2 separate regions of the Mus musculus genome follow, and region 2 is linked to region 1. A link is a loop called in an ENCODE intact Hi-C map of the cell type or tissue named here. Cell type or tissue: left cerebral cortex. All regions are shown on one strand. Each heading gives the region's core, and the rest is flanking DNA. Links, peaks and the distances in the headings are about the cores only. Region 1 has its middle 460 kb from the start of Nectin3. Region 2 has its middle 480 kb from the start of Gm24651.

Region 1 (8,839 bases), core at 415-8,414:
ATAAGATGGCTGTTGAAGAGATATCTGCATGCGAAGTTTGACTTTGGATGTCTTTGGTACACTGTGCTTAGATTCATCAGAGTGGTTGTGATCATCAACAAGGGAAGTTTAGATAGGGAAAAATAAGTCCCAAGACTCATCAATGATGTTAGGATTCTAGGAAACAGAGAAGGGGTGGGAAACAGAGAGCAGTGCAAAGAAACCTTCAGAGATGTGAGGAAGAAATGCTAAATGTGGTGTCCTGTAGGCCAGCACGGAAATCTCACAATGAATCAGGAGTGATTCAATGCTTCAGGTGCTGCTGAGAGGTCAGGTAAGATGCATCAGCTGGAGCATATTGTCTAGCTAGCTAGAAATTATGTTTGAGCAAATGTCAGAAAGATAAATTAAGCATCTGCTATCTTTTTTTCCTACGTGTAATGTCAGGGGCAAATAGTGTAGATAAATTCTGTGGACAAAAAAAAAATTATTAGTCCTAGTTCCATCCCAAATAAATATACAAACTTCTAAACATACACATATTCTGTTCTTTCTTGAGTGTCATGATGATTATTGGTAGAAACACACAACTCTCAGCTCTCTCCTCAAATGGACTTCCAGGTAATATCCCTGTAAAAGGAATGCAGGGGTGTTTCCTACAACCCATGATGTGAGAGGGAAAGACATTGGAACATGGATACTTATGTAAATTTCAGGATGTGTTATGTGAGAATAGCTAAACAAAATTTCTTTGTTTCTTTCTTTCTCTCTCTCTTTTTCTTTCTTTCTTTCTTTCTTTCTTTCTTTCTTCTTTCTTTCTTTCTTTCTTTCTTTCTTTCTTTCTTTCTTTCTTTCTTTCTTTCTTTCTTTCTCTGGCTCTTTTGATGCTATTGACTTTATTGTTCCCTTAACTTATTTCCATTTGCCCTTCCTAAACAATTTTCATATTTTATACACTCACAAACAATCCATCCATTTACATCTAACATAATACTGCTTACATCACTACCTTCAACAGAACAGTACAATATAAACCCCAAACAAAGCTCAGATGAAACTTGTTTCATCATTTATACAGTCACAGGTTTATCAAAGGCACATTGTTTAAATGGCTTCTTTTTTTCTTATCCTTCCATTTTTGTTATTTCAATCTCAAATAACAAGTCTTTCCACCACTCAATATTTTCCCAATTTGCATCAGCTCTCAAGGATTTTGCAATATTCAATATCAATGTAATATAGAAAATTGTCTCTCTTCCTCTTTCTTATATTTGCATGAGAGTTCTCTATTCCAAACAAATTTCCTTAGCTATCCTCTAGTGGATGTTTGTGTTTCACCTTATTTTGTTGAATCTACTGGATAGACTTCAAGAACTTGAGAAGAAAGGCCATGAACATTAGAAATTATTTTTTATGCATGCAAGGAATCTCACACCTGTTAGAAATTCATCATCATGGTATATTTATACTTATGTCAGTGATATTGCTAGTGTTAGAAGGTTTTATAGTTACTCTTGATATTGCAGGATTATTAAGAATGAGGCTTACAGTTTCTTTGAGACAAAAATCTTGCATTGCAGTTGAGACTTGTTTTGAGCTCACTCTGTAGCCTAGGCTGGACTACACCTCATAATCTTCTTGCTTCATAGTCTTAAGTGTTGTGAAAATAAGCATTTGACATGACATGTGGCTTATAAACACAGTTTTGAATTGCATTTCTTCTAAGATGCACCCTTGAGACAATATCAGCCAAAAAACCCTATTTTTTTTCAAATCACTGGTTCCCAAATCATATGTGAATATTTCTTTACAGTAAATATCCAAAAAACATAGATTAACTAAAGTTAAACAGAAATCTTTTGAAGTACGTACAACTGTTAAATTATCAGAAATCCAAAGAAGAAATAGGTTAATTGTTGCCACGATGTTACAATCTATAAAATTGTCTGAATGAAAAATTACTTTCATAATAACAACACCCCACACACACACATAACCACACCCATACCCACACATACCCACATCTATCCCCCCACACAACCCCCCACACTCACGGGGACACACACACACATACACACATTACATGCTTATTCACTCAAACACACAAATCACATTGTTTCTGGGGTTCTTGAATCTAGTCCTCATGCATATAAGACACATACCGTGTCGGTGAAGTCAGCTCCCCAGCCCCCATAGTAGAGATTTTTATAGAATCCTATATAAGTAAACAGACTACGGAAGTCAAAACAGCATAATAAATTCAAATACTGATTAGATAATCAATGAGGCTAAGAATTTAATACACTATTTAAAATTTTGAAAATGGTATCATGATTACACTTTTAAGAGTCCTTATTTTGTTATGATTTAAAGATATGATATATAGGATTTAAATTCAAAATAATCTAAGGTTGAAACAACGGGTCCCTGGTATTTGGTTTTTGTTTGTTTGTTTGTTTAATTCTGTTTATTTTTTTACAGTCCAGTTGTTACCCACTACACTCCAACATTTCCACATCCTATTCTTCCTATCCTCTGTCTCCAAGATGATGTCCCCACCCCCATCCCTATTCCCTGCCCCCATCCTACCAGGACTCCCCACTCCCTGTGGCCTAAAGTCTCTTGAGGGTTAGGCCTGTCTTCTCTCACTGATGCCATACCAGGTAGTCCTCTGCTGTATACATAGGGGGAGGGGTTTGTACCAGCTCTTTGCTATGCTGCCTGTTTGGTGGTTCAGTATCTGAAAGATCTCAGGGATCTGGGTTAGTGGAGAGTGCTGGTCTTCCTATAGGGTTGCTGCCCTCCTCCTCAGCTTCTTCCAGCCTTTCCCTAATTCAACCACAGGGGTCCCAGACTTCAGTCCATTGGTTGGGTATAAGTATCTGGTCTGTCTCAGCTGTTTGTTGGGCATGTTGGAGAACATCCATGCTAGGCTCCTGTCTGTAAGTTAACCATAGCACCAGTAATAGTGGCAGGTCTTGGAACCTCTCCTTGAGATGGATCCCAAGTTGGGTCAGTCACTGGATCTCCTTTCCCTCAGTCTCTTCTTCATTTTTGTCCCTGCAGTTCTTTTAGAAAGGAACAAATCTAGGTCAGTGTTTTGACCCCATCCCTCCACTTGATGTCCTTTCTTTCTGCTGGAGGTGGATTCTACAAGTTTCCTCTCCCCACTGCTGAACATCTCATCTAAGGTCCGTCCCTTTGATTCCCTCTCACCTCCCAGGTATTTGGTATATCCTAGAGGGCTCCCCCCCTCACCTCCATGAGGCAAAACTGCCTTTGCCTTCATGGGTAGTATTCACTGTAGCGTCTGTTATTCCTGAGGTTGCCTGTTTCCATTCTTTCTGCTGGCCTTCAAGGCTTCTCTCCTGTTCCTCCCCCCAATACCTGGTCATGTCCCCCCACCCTTTTCCCACCCACTTCCCTCCCTCCCTCTACCTTCCATGATTGCTTTTTTTTTTGTCCCTCCCAAGTGGGATTGAAGCATCATCAATTGGGGTCCTTGGTATTTTTAATGTAAGACTGACCACAAAGTGACTAACTGATAGACTATCTGATAGGTATATGATGATTCACTATGTTATTTAATCATACGTGTGTGTGTGTATGTGTATGTTTAATGTATATACATGTGCAAACATACTTTCAATCATATATATATATATATATATATATATATATATATATATATATATGTATATATATATGCTGAAAGCTTACATATTTTATATCTCCTAAAATGAAGAAAAACTGCCTTTGCCTTCATGGGTAGTATTCACTGCAGCATCTACAGAAGGCCCTAACAGTTGTATAACTAACTATTTTATGTCAGACTCATCCTCAGCTCCTCCATAACACCCTATTGACTGAGCCAAGAATCTCTGATTCATCCTTTTCCTCCCCCTCATGGATGAGTAATTTGGACTGGATTTAGAGTGATGTTACTTCAAGTTCAGATGATAAACTCTTAGTAATATTTTGATGCTTCGTTTCTTGCCCAGAGTGTTTGGGCACAAGGTAGGGGTGAGAAACCCAAGTTTCCAAACTTTGGAGATGTGGTTTCTGCTTCTTGGGCCACTTCTGCTGGCTCTACCCCATCTGCCAGTGTTCCTTATAAGAAACAGCCCCACTCTTGTGTTTGATTCCAATTTCTTTGTAGCAACACATGTTTAGGTTATTTTCCATTATAAAGTTTCCTAACTACAAATATAACCATTTATCTCAATATAAACTAAGGGAAAATATAAATATGTAACTAAAGGAAAAATTTGTCAAGCTAAGTTGTGGTTCATGGGGATCATTATGTACTCCAGAACTGTGGTGAGCTGTGACTTACCCCATGGTCATTTACAAACTCTTGGTTAAAGATGACTTTATAGTACTCCAGGAAGACTTCCTACTCTGCATCCTTCTCCACAACTGGAAAAGTAATATTTTTCTGAAACGTCACTTCATTTCTGACTAAATGATGGTCTTCTTCCGGGTCTTACTGTGACCCAATCCCTAAAATCTTTTATGCAATGTAGGCAAATCCACTCCATGCTTTACCTTTTCTCTCTTGTTACCAAGCACAGCACACTCACATTTGTAAGCCACTTCATTTTCTTTTTTAAAACAAAGACAGAAATTAATGTATGGAAACAAAATAGTTATAAACATATAGAAAATTTTAAAACAGAAACTCTCATAACTTCAATTGCTGATTCTGGTACCCAGAATTCATCAAAGGACTTATCATTTTATCACATTGTAGTTTTTTATTGGGTATTTATTTCATTTACATTTCCAATGCTATCCCAAAAGTCCCCCACACGCTCCCCCACCCACCCACTCCCACTTCTTGGCCCTGTCGTTCCCCTGTACTGAGGCATATAAAGTTTGCACGACTAATGGGCCTCTCTTTCCACTGATGGCCGACTAGGCCGTTTTCTGATTCATATGCAGCTAGAGACATGAGCTCCAGGGGGGTATTGGGTAGTTCATATTGTTTCTCCTATAGGGTTGCAGATCCCTTTAGCTCCTTGGGTACTTTCTCTAGCTCCTCCATTGGGGGCCCTGTGATCCATCCAATAGCTGACTGTGAGCATCTACTTCTGTGTTTGCTAGGCCCCGACATAGTCTCACAAGAGAATGCTGAAAGCCTATTTACTCTGTTGGTTTGAGAATGCTTTTGTTAGTTCACAACCCTCTCTGAATATCTCATATGCAAGGGACATACCCAGAACTCACCTGCTCTCAAACCCCCTCCAGAATTCTCTTCTTATTAACTGAATAGTGTTGAGCTGTCATATCCCTTGTGAGGGAATTGTTTATGTTAGCATTATAGAACTAAAACAGCCATGCCTTTAAAGTTTAAAGACTCATTAAGATAATTTATCAGGCAAAATTTAGAGATCTCTTCATAAATAGGTAGACTGGTAGACAGTATGCCTTTAGAATTAAACTATTTTTTTATTTGCAGGAAAAGACCATTTCCAAAGTTTTTATCATCATTTTTCCCTTTTGCTTTGGCTATTTATTGAGGAAGTCATTAGCATGACCTCCTATTCACCTCTGCATTGCAGCTTCATCCAGCATCTCTCCAAGCTGATTATCTCTTTTGAAAATGTCTTTGGAAATTTGAGGGCAAATGTAGCTAGTTCTGAACAAACTCCTTTATAAGCCCTGGGCCATAAAACAGTTGATGTCTGTTACACAATGCTGGCATGTAAAGTAAATTGTCTCAGAATAATGGGTATATGTAAGAAAATGCTCAGAATAAAAATATCAGTTTTCTGGTATCCACTATTTGACCATGCGCTATCGACTAGAGGCAACTGTTAAAATTCTACAGTAGGGCTTTGTCTCAAGCACTATAATGATAACATTCTACTGGGCAATAATTGCAATTTCATAGTTCATAATGGATTTCACAGTTGAGAGCGTTAGACTGTGAGAAGAGGATCCTGACTTGGCTACTTTTATGAAAATAATGATTACTATTACCATTTCATTATATCCCGATCAACATCTATCAAGAGATTGGTCTATAGAATTAATTAGCAATTTTCTTTCATATACCCAAAAGTTATTATTCAAAGGGTTTTGTATGAATTCTGAAAAAAATCTTAAAAAATTTAACCAAAAATATATTTTGTAGGAATTTAAATAATATGAACTTTCACAAATTTGATAGGTTAAATATGAACTTCATATTGGATTTTCTGCAGTATTTCTTTAAAACATAAAGAGAGATTTTGGTAATGGAAACTGAATTCCAGAAGAAATAAAAGTCTTTGGGGTCTTTAAATAAGTTCAAGGCTGTAGGCTTAGACAAATTATGCTAGAAGCTAATGAGTCTCATCTGCCCATTCTAAACACTGAGAACTTGGAAGAGGTTTGTAGAAGCTATAAATGGGGAAATGCAAACAGGAAGATGAGTATTCCATGGGCTTTAGACTGTCAGTGACTTTAAAGTCCTAGGCCAAGCGTTTAAGGAAAAGAATACTATGACATAAAATGTTGATTTTTTTAAAAAAAGTAATGATTCCTGAATGTTTTGTTTTATTGTTTTCATTGCATTTCACACACACACACACACACACACACACACACACACACACACACACACACAAACACACACACACTGCATTTTTCTTTCTTTTTCTTTTAAAGATTTATTTATTTGTTATATATAAGTACACTGTAGCTGTCTTTAGACACACCAGAGGAGGGCATAAGATCTCATTACAGATGGTTGTGAGCCACCATGTGGTTGCTGGGATTTGAACTCAGGACCTCTGGAAGAGCAGTAAGTGTTCTTAACTGCTAAACCATCTCTCCCGCCTCACAGTGCATTTTTTCAATACACATAAAATGTCCTCTTTATTCTCCTTCCTTTCCTCCCTCTCCATTGCCTTCCTTTACCTCTGCTAAATTGACCCATTTAATTCAAACTTATGTCAAGATTTGAAGACAGATTTATTTATTGGTATAGGTCTTTAATTCCAGGTTTCTTAAAGGACAAGGCAGGAACATTTTGAGTTTAATATCTGTCTGAAATCTGGAATGTTAAAGAAATATTTTTGATTATCAGAGTGGGTATTAAAAACTTTGAAGAATAGGGAACATAGAGTAGAAAACAATGGAAAATGGCAACAATGAAAACTTGAACAGCACTGAACAATTATAAACATAGATTGGTTTAATAGATTGACTTCTCTGAATATAGGAATAATATTAATATACTTAGTTAAAATATATCTATGCTTTAAAAAACTTGTGCCAACCAGAGTAACAGTGGGTTAGTTGTGGCAAATAAATCTCTTTATGTATCAATTCTCTTTGATTGTAAAAAACAACCCTTGAAACTTGTGATAAAGATATCCACAGGACTTATGTTTTTTATATAGTATTCCCTAATCAGTTAATGCCAATCAGATCTGCCAGACAGGAGAATTGCAATATTAATGCAGGAGTATTACCAGTTGCATTGGCTGCATTGTAGGAAAGTGGGTCTTATCATCATTGTGTCAGAATTGTATGGCTACACTGTACTTTATCAAAATTCTACTCGAAACAAACCAATCCAGGCAGATGATATGATTTCAAATTTATAGTGAGACCGAGTGTGTTCCCCCTAGATTCATGTATTGGAGGCCTAATTTTCTGAGTGTCAGAATGTGGATACATTAAGGGATAAAACCTTGCAAAAATTATTTACCTAAAATGATACCAGAAAGCCAGGCTTTATTTCAGTCTAACAGATGTAAGAGGGACTGTAGACAGACAGACACTGGGGATACATGTACACACACACACACACACACACACACACACACACACACACACTATGAACTTAAATCAGAGAACAAGAAGGCATTCGCCTGAAAACCAGTAATAGAAACCTTAGGAAGAACTGAAGTGGCAGCCCTGACAATCCTATAGAATGTCTTTTAATATTACATTGTATAAGTTTAATTAGGAATTTCATCATTCGTAAATCAACAGATCACACATCATTTTGAGTCATATTCAAGATCAGTGTTATATAAACCACAATTAGAGAAACTAAACGGAAAAGGCTGAGGAGAGAATTCAGTTGGTAGACTGCTTGACACAGGCATCTTGAGTTTGCATTACTAGTGCCCATATACCAAGCAGAGCCTGATGGGTGTGGAAGCTAGTTCAATTGGTGATCGCCAGGTTCAGTGAGAGACACTGTCTCAAACAATAACTTGAAGAATGAATGAAGAAGATATTTAACATCTACTAGTAGCCTTCATAAGTTTGTGCGCACATGCGTGTAGGCACACACACACTCACACACACACCACAACCATATCACCACTCAGCACCACCACCACCAATTTCTTCATAGTATGTTCAAAGCCTTCTCTATCTAAATATGCTCTCTTTTGTCTTGCACTTACAACCCAACACTAGATTCTCTCTCCTTTTACTTGAATTCTCATCTATTTTTGATCAGAAGAAAGAAATATATCAAGAAACCTGTTAAATTTAACCCGACAGCTGTCATCTCCTTTACTATGCTTTTGCTAAGTAGCAATGATGATTCGCTAATCTTCAGTTCATTAACAGAGGCACATCAGAGAGCTTCTCCTGGTGTCCTGGCTGGTTCCAGTCACTTCCACTGACTCTTGCTGATATGGTGGAGGCCTGGCTGTTTCTGCTGGATCATGCAACTGCTGCTGATTCATGTTTGGTGTTCTGTCACTACTGAACTGGACTGCTGGTATCTTGACAAATGGAGATTAGAATTGCCCCAAGAACTACCTCTAAACAGGTCCAAATGTCCTTGTCCTATTTACTATCTTTTCTCACATACCTTTGGACTATGCGCTAGAAAGGGGGTAGTCAA
Region 2 (8,839 bases), core at 347-8,346, 69 kb after region 1:
CCACTCCTTCTAATTCCTATACCATTCCTTGTTGAGAGTTGAGTTTTAAATTAAAACCCATGGTGTATGTTTTACAAACTATCCTGGGTGATTTCAGACTACCTATTTAAAGTAACTGGCTTTCATTTCTCTACTGTAGATAATATTACTACACAATGGAATTATACTCTAAGACTTGAAAATAATTCAATTTTTTTAGAAACTGAATATTTATTTTTCCCTCTCACACATCTTCCACTAATCCTCACAGGGATGCGTTATTAGGAGAAAATTGAAATTTTAATATGATCGTTGTACCTGTTGTGTAGGAAGCTACCCAGTATCTGAGTTTTTTTCTTTGTTTTCAGTTTTCTTTCAGGTTATGGCATCAAGATAATACAACCACTTTGTTGAAATTTTTTTGCCAGACATTGAAGTTGTTTAAGTATTTGAAGAAAGTTACTGTGTTAGATGTTTGGAATTTCCCACCATGTGCCTCATTTTTTCCTCTTGGAACCCCCCTGAAATTGGTAAATTATGCCAAGATTGTGAGGAAAATTTTTTCGAAGTTTATTATCTGTTGCATGATTTTATTAAACACTCATTGATTTAAGTGAAAATACATTATATAAAGAAATAATAAAATATCCAATTAAAAATAATATTGAATATGCTTTTGGAGATTGAAGAATGCATTGACAGATTTAATTGTCTTGGTTTTTGTTTTTTACCCTTTATTTGTTTTTACAAAATATTAAAAATCAGATGATGGCAGCAAGAATGAGGACAAATAACAGCAACAGTGACAAGGGCCATTCAATCCAGTACCAGAGTGTTTATATGTTTGTCTTTTTGTTGTTGTTGTTATTGTTAAGACTGGGTTTCTAGCTATGAGGTAGAGCCCAGGTTGACCTTTAATTCACAATCCTCCTAATGATGTCTCCTGACATTCGAATTATGAGCATGAGGACCACATCTGGGGAAGAAAGTCTCTTAAATAGACCAAGTCAACAGTAACAGAAGACCAGGTGGTAAGAGAAGTTGTCTTTTATGTGACATTTGAGCTAAGAAAAGAGAATGAGAGTCATTTGGAAATGAGAGACCAAGAGACAGCTGCTGGCTGTTCTCCCTGAGGAGGGAGAATCTCTGAGGCAAGATATGGGATGGGGGAAGGGGCTCTAGGCAGACAAAGTCAAAGCAAGAGGCAGCTGAAAGCTTTGACCCTTGTTAAGAGTGGAGCATGTGATGAGCAGAAGAGGAACCTAAAGAAAAAAGTGGCAGAGACCAGAAAAGAGATGAGACCAAATGCTCTATTAAGTGTAGACACATCTGCCTGCTAAGTATTTCCTTTTCTTGTGTTCTCTGACGTGGACTAGAGTTGGTAGTTCACCTGTCAATGATACCATGTTTTTTGTTTGTTTGTTTGTTTGTTTTTTGTTTTTAAAGTCTATATGAAGAAAATCTTTTAAAAAGACAATCAAAGTTAACTTTCTATGAAATTTAAAATAACTTGAAAAAATTCACGTTCTAGGAATGTGGAAAATATAGTAGTTTGACTTCATCTTGGTTGTTATTGGAACTTCTAAAATGCTGTAAAGTAACATTGAAATATTGAATTTACATTATATAGAAGCTTAATAATACCATAGTTTCCAATTACTTGTAATTTAAAGGCATTTAGTAATACTTAAAACAAAACAGAACCCAACACCTCTTAATTTCTGTTAAGTGTGATTATTGCTAATTCAAGATGTTATTTTTAATGAAAGAAGCATCAAAACACAGCAGAACACCTCTTATTTACTCGAACTAGTGATTTACACAACAGCAACAGAGCAAACACTTCCTTTTAGAATCGTGTTACTGCTGTTTAAGTTTAATTCCATCTTTAACTCACCCTTGAATGTAGTGTCTATAATATTTATTAAACTCATTAGGTTCACAGTGCTTTCTGGGTATTAGGTAGCATTCAGAGATGGAAGTTACCAAGCTAGAATTAAGAAGGGGAGAATTAGAGATGCATGAAAACATAACCAATGTGACAAAACTGAGAAGGAGAAATTAAAACTTCATGTCACATGTCAACAGTGCCATCAAAGACATATGGATGCAGAAATCCCAAAACAGCTATAAGAGGGGAGGTTCAAATTCAGCTTTGGTGGAAAAGAAAGGATGAGACAAACAGAAAATGAGAAGAATACAGGCAAGATTAAAGCAGTGGGGCCTGGCTACACAAGGTTAATAACGAATGTTCCAGCAGCTCAAACAATGCATATCAACAATTTTAAAATTCTGTTTCTATGGTTCTGTATCTCTATAAAAGAACATACTGGAGTGTAAGTAGTCTCCAAATTGTCAACACATCTCTCCTTGAACTGGGGAGGAGGTGATGCCTCTGAGCTGAGAGCTGCTGCCTTGCCCTGCCAGCCACTTCTTTCTCTCTGTCTCGCTTCACTCTTTGTCTATCTGTCTGTCTGACCATCTCCATTTCTCTCTGTCTTTGAGATGAGTGTCTTACAATATTTCTCTGTTAATGCCTGAACTGATTACTTTCTCAGTCCTTCAACTCAATTCTTCCTCCTCCTTCAGCCTCTTCGGAGTAACTGGAACTACAAATGTGGGCTGTGGAGACTAGCCAATTTCTAGCTGACTTCTTGTTGCTTCCAATGACTGCTCTCTGGGTTTCTCTGTCTTCCTTGAGAGGGGTGGGGTCCTTATGAAAGGCTTGATCTCAGCTTCCTGTCTCTCACTTGAAACCCTTTACTCTGATGGTAAATGGCTCAGTGCAAAGTGCATATATTAACCGTAGCACTCTGCACAGTTAATACTAAATAGAGAATCCCTTGAGTCCAACCCATCATTACCCACTTTGCAATATTAGTCTAGAAATAAGGCAAAGGCCTGGCCCAGTACCAGGATTATACAGATTTGAATGAAACTACCCAGTCTTGTTTCAAGAGGATTTCTTACTTCAGATTCTTTCATACGACTAATGAAACAGAGCTAGGTGAGAGATAAAACAGACCACCTGGCGTAGCTCACTGTGAAGATCAATAACATTCCACAGACAATGTACTGAAAGAGTGTTGCCTATTTGAGTTTGTTTGATTTTCTTTTATCTTATCTTGTCTTACTGTTATTCTTCAGATGCCTGTTCATATTCTAATAAGAGAAAGGGTGTAGATTTGCATGGATGGTGGGAAGGGAGCTTCTAGGAGTTGCAGTAGAGGAAACCATAATCAGAATGTGTTGTAATAAAAAAGAAATCTATTTTCAATAAAAGAAAGAAGTGTAAAAAAGAGCACTGTGCTGTATATGCAGCCACACCAACCAGACAGAATTCTCTAAAGGATGGCAATGACTACTTCCTCCCAACTGTGCACTTCAGAAGTACAGCCAAGACTATGTGGGTTTGCTATGAGCACAATGCAGGGAAGCAGGTGGTGCTGGGCAGTCCTTTAGACACTGGATTTCTCAGCCAACAACAGCCTGGCCATGTGGTTCACTCTTCCACCCTCTCTAACATGTTCTCATTTTGGGATGTTACTATGTGTGGGTTGCAGAAACCACAAATCATTGCAGATCATTGTTTCTTCCTGACTTTTTAGGAGAAATTTTTCTTTTTCATTCTTTATTTAACCTCTTAATGTGTGTTCCATTTACTGAAACCAAGGGCCATCTCCTATAATAATAATATTTTCGTCAATGAACATGTCATCTTGGGTATGTGCTTGAACAGTAGGAGGGGAAATTAAGAAAAACACATACCCAAATTAATATTCCAGTAGATAATCCCGTTTACATCACTAACTTAGAGTAAATGTGAGTGATCCAAGAAACTTAAAGTGAGGATGAAAGCTAGCATGTCCTTTGAATAAATCGAATGGGGTTAATTTGAGCTAATTATTTAGTTTACAACTTGGTTCTAAATAGGGTAGTTCATTTCTTCGAGTTTATATTACCAAAACAGAAGAACAAAACAAAATAAGGGCTTCTGGCTTTCAGTGAAAATAATTATACAAGGTTCTTAATTCAAAGCCACAAATCTTGACACTTGTAGACAGGTGGTGTACTTTGACTCTTTTCTATATAAGAATGGTTCTTTCTGCAGTCAGTTGCTGCCTACTTGATTTAGTGCTGAAGTTTTGGACCATCTTATTCAGTCAGTATAGTATCGCATCTTGGTAGCAAGTGCATCACACTTATTACAGAAAGTTTCAACAACTACTGTTTGTTTGGCAACAGTCCTCACAGTGCCTCTTGCCTTTTTCTAACCTCCAGAGCCCTGCAAGGTCCTATTTCCTGGCCATAGATTATACTATAAAGCACAACCATTGAATATTTGTTTTGTGTTTTTGAAATAATCTGCATTTTACAATATATGTTTCTGAGCCCCGCTCAAATGCTGAGATGCTACAGTCTCATCCCTCATTCTTTAATCCATCCATGCAATGCTCTGTGACAGACTTCAACATAGTGCCAATGTCAAAACACTACCTTTTGCCTGAAACTTATGTCCATGCGTTTTCAAGAACTGTTCCAATGCAAATCATCCAACTCATGGTAGACATTAATAATAGCAAGTGATAACAGAGGAACCTCAGCTGAAAAGTTAACAAGTTTTAGACAATTTAATGAGTCACATTTTGTGTAAGAAATATTTATTTGCTTGAGTCCCTGTCAACACATGCTCAAAACCTATGAGTAAGAGCAGATGTGTTCTCCATAGAAAAATAATTGATGAACATCTTGGTGATTACACATTTGATGGCTAAAAGACATTGCAAGGGATCTAGGAGAGGAGGAAGGTATCACTTTGTCAACAATTGGCCACTTCGGTAGCAGTGGGCATTCTCCACCACCTCCCCAGGAAGTTCATGGGAAGATAAGGTACTGCCTGAAAGAAGAGATTCATCAGAAGTAACTTTCTCACAGAGACCACCTGCCTTAGGATGTTTTGCTTTCTGGTGTTTCTTGCTGAACTCACACATCTTATTGTCTCACTTAGTGATGGCAGAGTCCATCATTTGAGATAGAGGGAATAATAAGAAATCATCAGAGTAGCTCATTTGCTTCCATGTTCTATACACGTCAATTAATGCAGAAGCTTCACATCACAGGGATTTAGAAATGACATTGACGGAAAGATTGGCCCATTGGTCGTGCAAACTGTATATGCCTTAGTACAGGGGAATGCCAGGGCCAAGAAGTGGGAGTGGGTGGGTAAGGGAGTGGGGGGAGGGTATGGGGGATTTTGGGATAGTATTGGAAATGTAAATGAGGAAAATACCTAATAAAAAATTAAAAAACAAAAGAAATGACACTGATGCCATTAGGCATTTCCTTGCTAGCAGCTGAAGTTCCGTTATCCTGCTGTCTCTGTGATGCCACCTTACCACATGTAGCCAGTGGTAGCGACCAAATCTCGGGTGAACATAAAGTGGCAGCAACTGGGATCAGCACTGTGATCATTTTCCTGTCTTTCTTCCTCCAATTTACTGTATTAATGATCATAAGATGCCTCATTTCTGAAAACATACACTAAGAGAAACTGAGACAGGAATGCTAAATGAAAGCATCTAGGGGCATTTATTTTATGTAGCAAAGATTGATATTGGCATACTGTATCCTGGTTGTAGATTTGGGCAAAGAGTTTCTTCAACATAATTGGGGTACTGAGAAGTTGCCCTCCTGCAAAAGTTTACTCTGTCCTGCTGTTGTGTGATGGACAGAAGTGAATAAACAAAGAACCAGTGACAGACCAAAGCACATACACTACCAAATTCCAAACAATGGGCTTTATTAGAGTTATTTATAGGAACAGAAATTAGTAAAAGATAGCTATATTACTAAAGGCCTCCCACACATGTGTGACAGTTAATGGATGCTGGAAAACCTGGAGTACTCTGACTGAAATCTTCCATGTTATCACCAAACACCAAATTATCAGCTTCTATTTTATACCATTAATTTGAACTTCCTTATTGCAGAGCAATTTTGTGTATATTATCCTGTATCTAATTATCACCCCTCTGTTTATTCAGTTATTTTGTTTATTTTTAAATCTGTACTTACTTGGCATTGTTGTCTTGAAAAATTACTTTATTCCTTTAAAGTGTGTGTGTGTGTGTGTGTGTATGTGTGTGTTATTTTGTTGTTACCCATGATGGTGGGTGACCTGGAACTGATCTCAGATCTTTTGCAAGAACAGCAGTTGCTCTTATTGACTGGCTGAGCCACTTCTCTAGACCAGTCACTTTTTTGGTAGCTACTTATATATTCATGATTAAAAACCCTGTCAGATGTGTAACAGGCAAATTTATTCTCTCCATTTGCAGGTTGTCTTTTGATTCTGTTTTCATTCTGCTCATATAAGTTTGATAAGCAAAAATCCAGAAATAATACATGCCAAGTTCAATTTATCTCTTGTTTTATTAATTGTTTGGTTCCACATCTTACCATGGGATTGAACACAGCATCATAAACAATAAACAATAGTATATCTATATAGCATTTTTACAGAAGGTGGAGATGGAGGGAGGCATGGGATAGGGAGTTGGAGCAAAGGTTATATTTTGCTTCGAGAAATTGTCTAATGTGGTTAGTCCACGTTCTAAATCTACAGTGTCTGCTGCAGATTCAGACAGAAGATAATGTTGAATTTCAAGTTGGGAGGTCCAGAAAATGATCAATGATGCCACTGGCTCTGAGGTGGTTTGCTGCAGAACTCCCGTGGTCTCAAGAGAGACCAGTCTTGTTTTCAGATAAGGTCTTTCACCAATTAGGTAGCCTCATTCACATTACTGAGAACAATCTAACTTTACCTCAAATTCACCAATCTAAATGTTGATTTCATAGAAAGAACACTCTCACAGAAATATTTACTATCAGAGTCTGTCAAAATATCTGTGCATGGTGGCTCAGTCAAGTTGACATGTAAAATTAACCTTGACTAGCCAATAAAGTACTCTTTAGCAAACCAAAGGATATATGTATGTTTGCTTTAAATTTTTACTTTGTAAAAGCATCCTATCTGAAGTATGTTATTTATAAAAGAGAAAACTCTGTCAATAATAAAATCCCCAACACACCCAATGTGACTCAACATTTAAAAGCTTGTTTTGGTACATATTATCAAACTGCATCAGGAGACATTGTAGAAGACCAATGGTGGAAACGAAGACTAAATAAAATAGAATAACTAAATGATTGTAGAAATGAAAAAAATATAGTTTAAAATGTAAATTTTTGAAAATTAATCTATGCTATCCTTTAATACCTCAATCAAGATTTTTTATTTTTTACTAAAATTTAGGGATCAATTACCAACTGACAAGAATATATAGATACGTTATGCTAAAGGCATATTAAGTCAATATAATACTGGCACGCGTGCACGTGCACACACACACACACACACACACACACACACACACACAAGCAAAAGCAGACAAAACCAAACCAACAACAACAAAACCGAAAACCAGTTCAGACAACTAAAGAATTATTGACAGTGTAGAAATGAAAAGCACTTTGCCATACATTGAATAAGATTGACAGGGTATCAGACGGAAAGAAAGTATCTGGTGTAGGATCATTGGAAAACTCACTGTATACCTGTATGTAATGAAAGCAGAACTTTTCCTTACAACCTATTTAAATATCAAGTCCCTAGCAATTATAGACTTATCACTATGTGTGGTGTTCCATGTCTGTATTTCCAGCATTTGGAACACTTCTTGTATAAGTCCAGTCTAGAATACATAGTGAAATCCTGTTTCAGAAAACAAAACAAAACAAACAAAACAAAACAAAACAAAACAAATGACTAACAAAGAACTAAATAAACAAAAAGCCATGTCTTGGGAGTTTAATATAAAATTGTTAAAAGAAAATTAAGGACATGTCTTAGATGTATTACATCAGGAAAGAATTATTTAAATACATTTAAATACATGCTTTAAATCTCATCATCTGCTTCAAATGGGAAGATGTTACTTCTTACAACTAAGGAATTCCTATGGTAAGCACACACACACACACACACACACACACACACACACACACACACACACATACACACATATACACACACTCCAATATGCAGAGCCTAGACAAAATGCTAACTAACAATGTGCATTGGTCATATTCAACCCCTACACTACCTTATTTTATCAGTTTGCTCCTATATCTTAACTTTCAAAGTTCCCATGCCTTTTCAAGTAGGGTGTTTTTTTTCTTGCAGATAAGAAAGAGGAATGGAAAATAATGGGAAAAAAGTGAAGCATACAAGGAATTATTTATTCTAGCTAGCCAGTATAAAAAGACACACTATCCTGGCATTTAATTTATAAGCTGAAAACCTAGATTGGGCAGATTTTGAGCTATTCTAACTTGCATCCCATTCATATATCCCCCATTACTTGCTGTTCTCCCAACCACATGCTTGTGGTCCATCTCCTCTCAGTGTGACTTTCTCCTCCCTTTGTCTCCTTTCCTCTTCTCTCCTGGTCTCCTCTCAGACCTCTCACTTGATCCTCAAGTCTTGGCCAATCATAGGCTCTAATCTTTTATTAACTTTAAATTTAGGAGCAAAGTTTACAAAGCAAAGGCCAATGTAGAGAGGATTAGCTCAGCATGACATGGGGCAACCAGACCTTGGGGTACAGAATTTAGCATTTGAATACATAGAAGCACCAAGCCAACCCCAACATAAGCAAATAAGAAGAAGCAATGAATCAGACAGGCTTCATTGTGGGTACTATAAAATTGTAACCAAGTGGTAAGAGTGATGGATTGATGATGGATGATCTAAATCTACTCTCACTTCCTAGGTTAATACCAAGCCCTGGTCAATCAA

What was found. Hi-C counts contacts between places; a loop is a spot of excess contacts. Peaks named below come from ENCODE experiments on the same cell type or tissue, not always from the same donor. Only the 100,000 strongest peaks of a DNase experiment are listed, where the experiment ranks them.
Region 2: it touches region 1 in a loop (3-fold over the local background); 2 of 42 quality-filtered maps call a loop at or near these places.

What each region holds. Positions count from the first base shown.
Region 1 is chr16:46,953,326-46,962,164 of GRCm38, forward strand. No RefSeq gene overlaps it. Among named protein-coding and RNA genes, the nearest start is that of Nectin3, 460 kb to the left of the region's middle. In left cerebral cortex, for the core only: no CTCF peak of the experiment used is centred there; a DNase peak (open chromatin) is centred at 3,881; H3K27ac peaks cover 368 bases.
Region 2 is chr16:47,022,747-47,031,585 of GRCm38, forward strand. No RefSeq gene overlaps it. Among named protein-coding and RNA genes, the nearest start is that of Gm24651, 480 kb to the right of the region's middle. In left cerebral cortex, for the core only: no CTCF peak of the experiment used is centred there; a DNase peak (open chromatin) is centred at 3,432.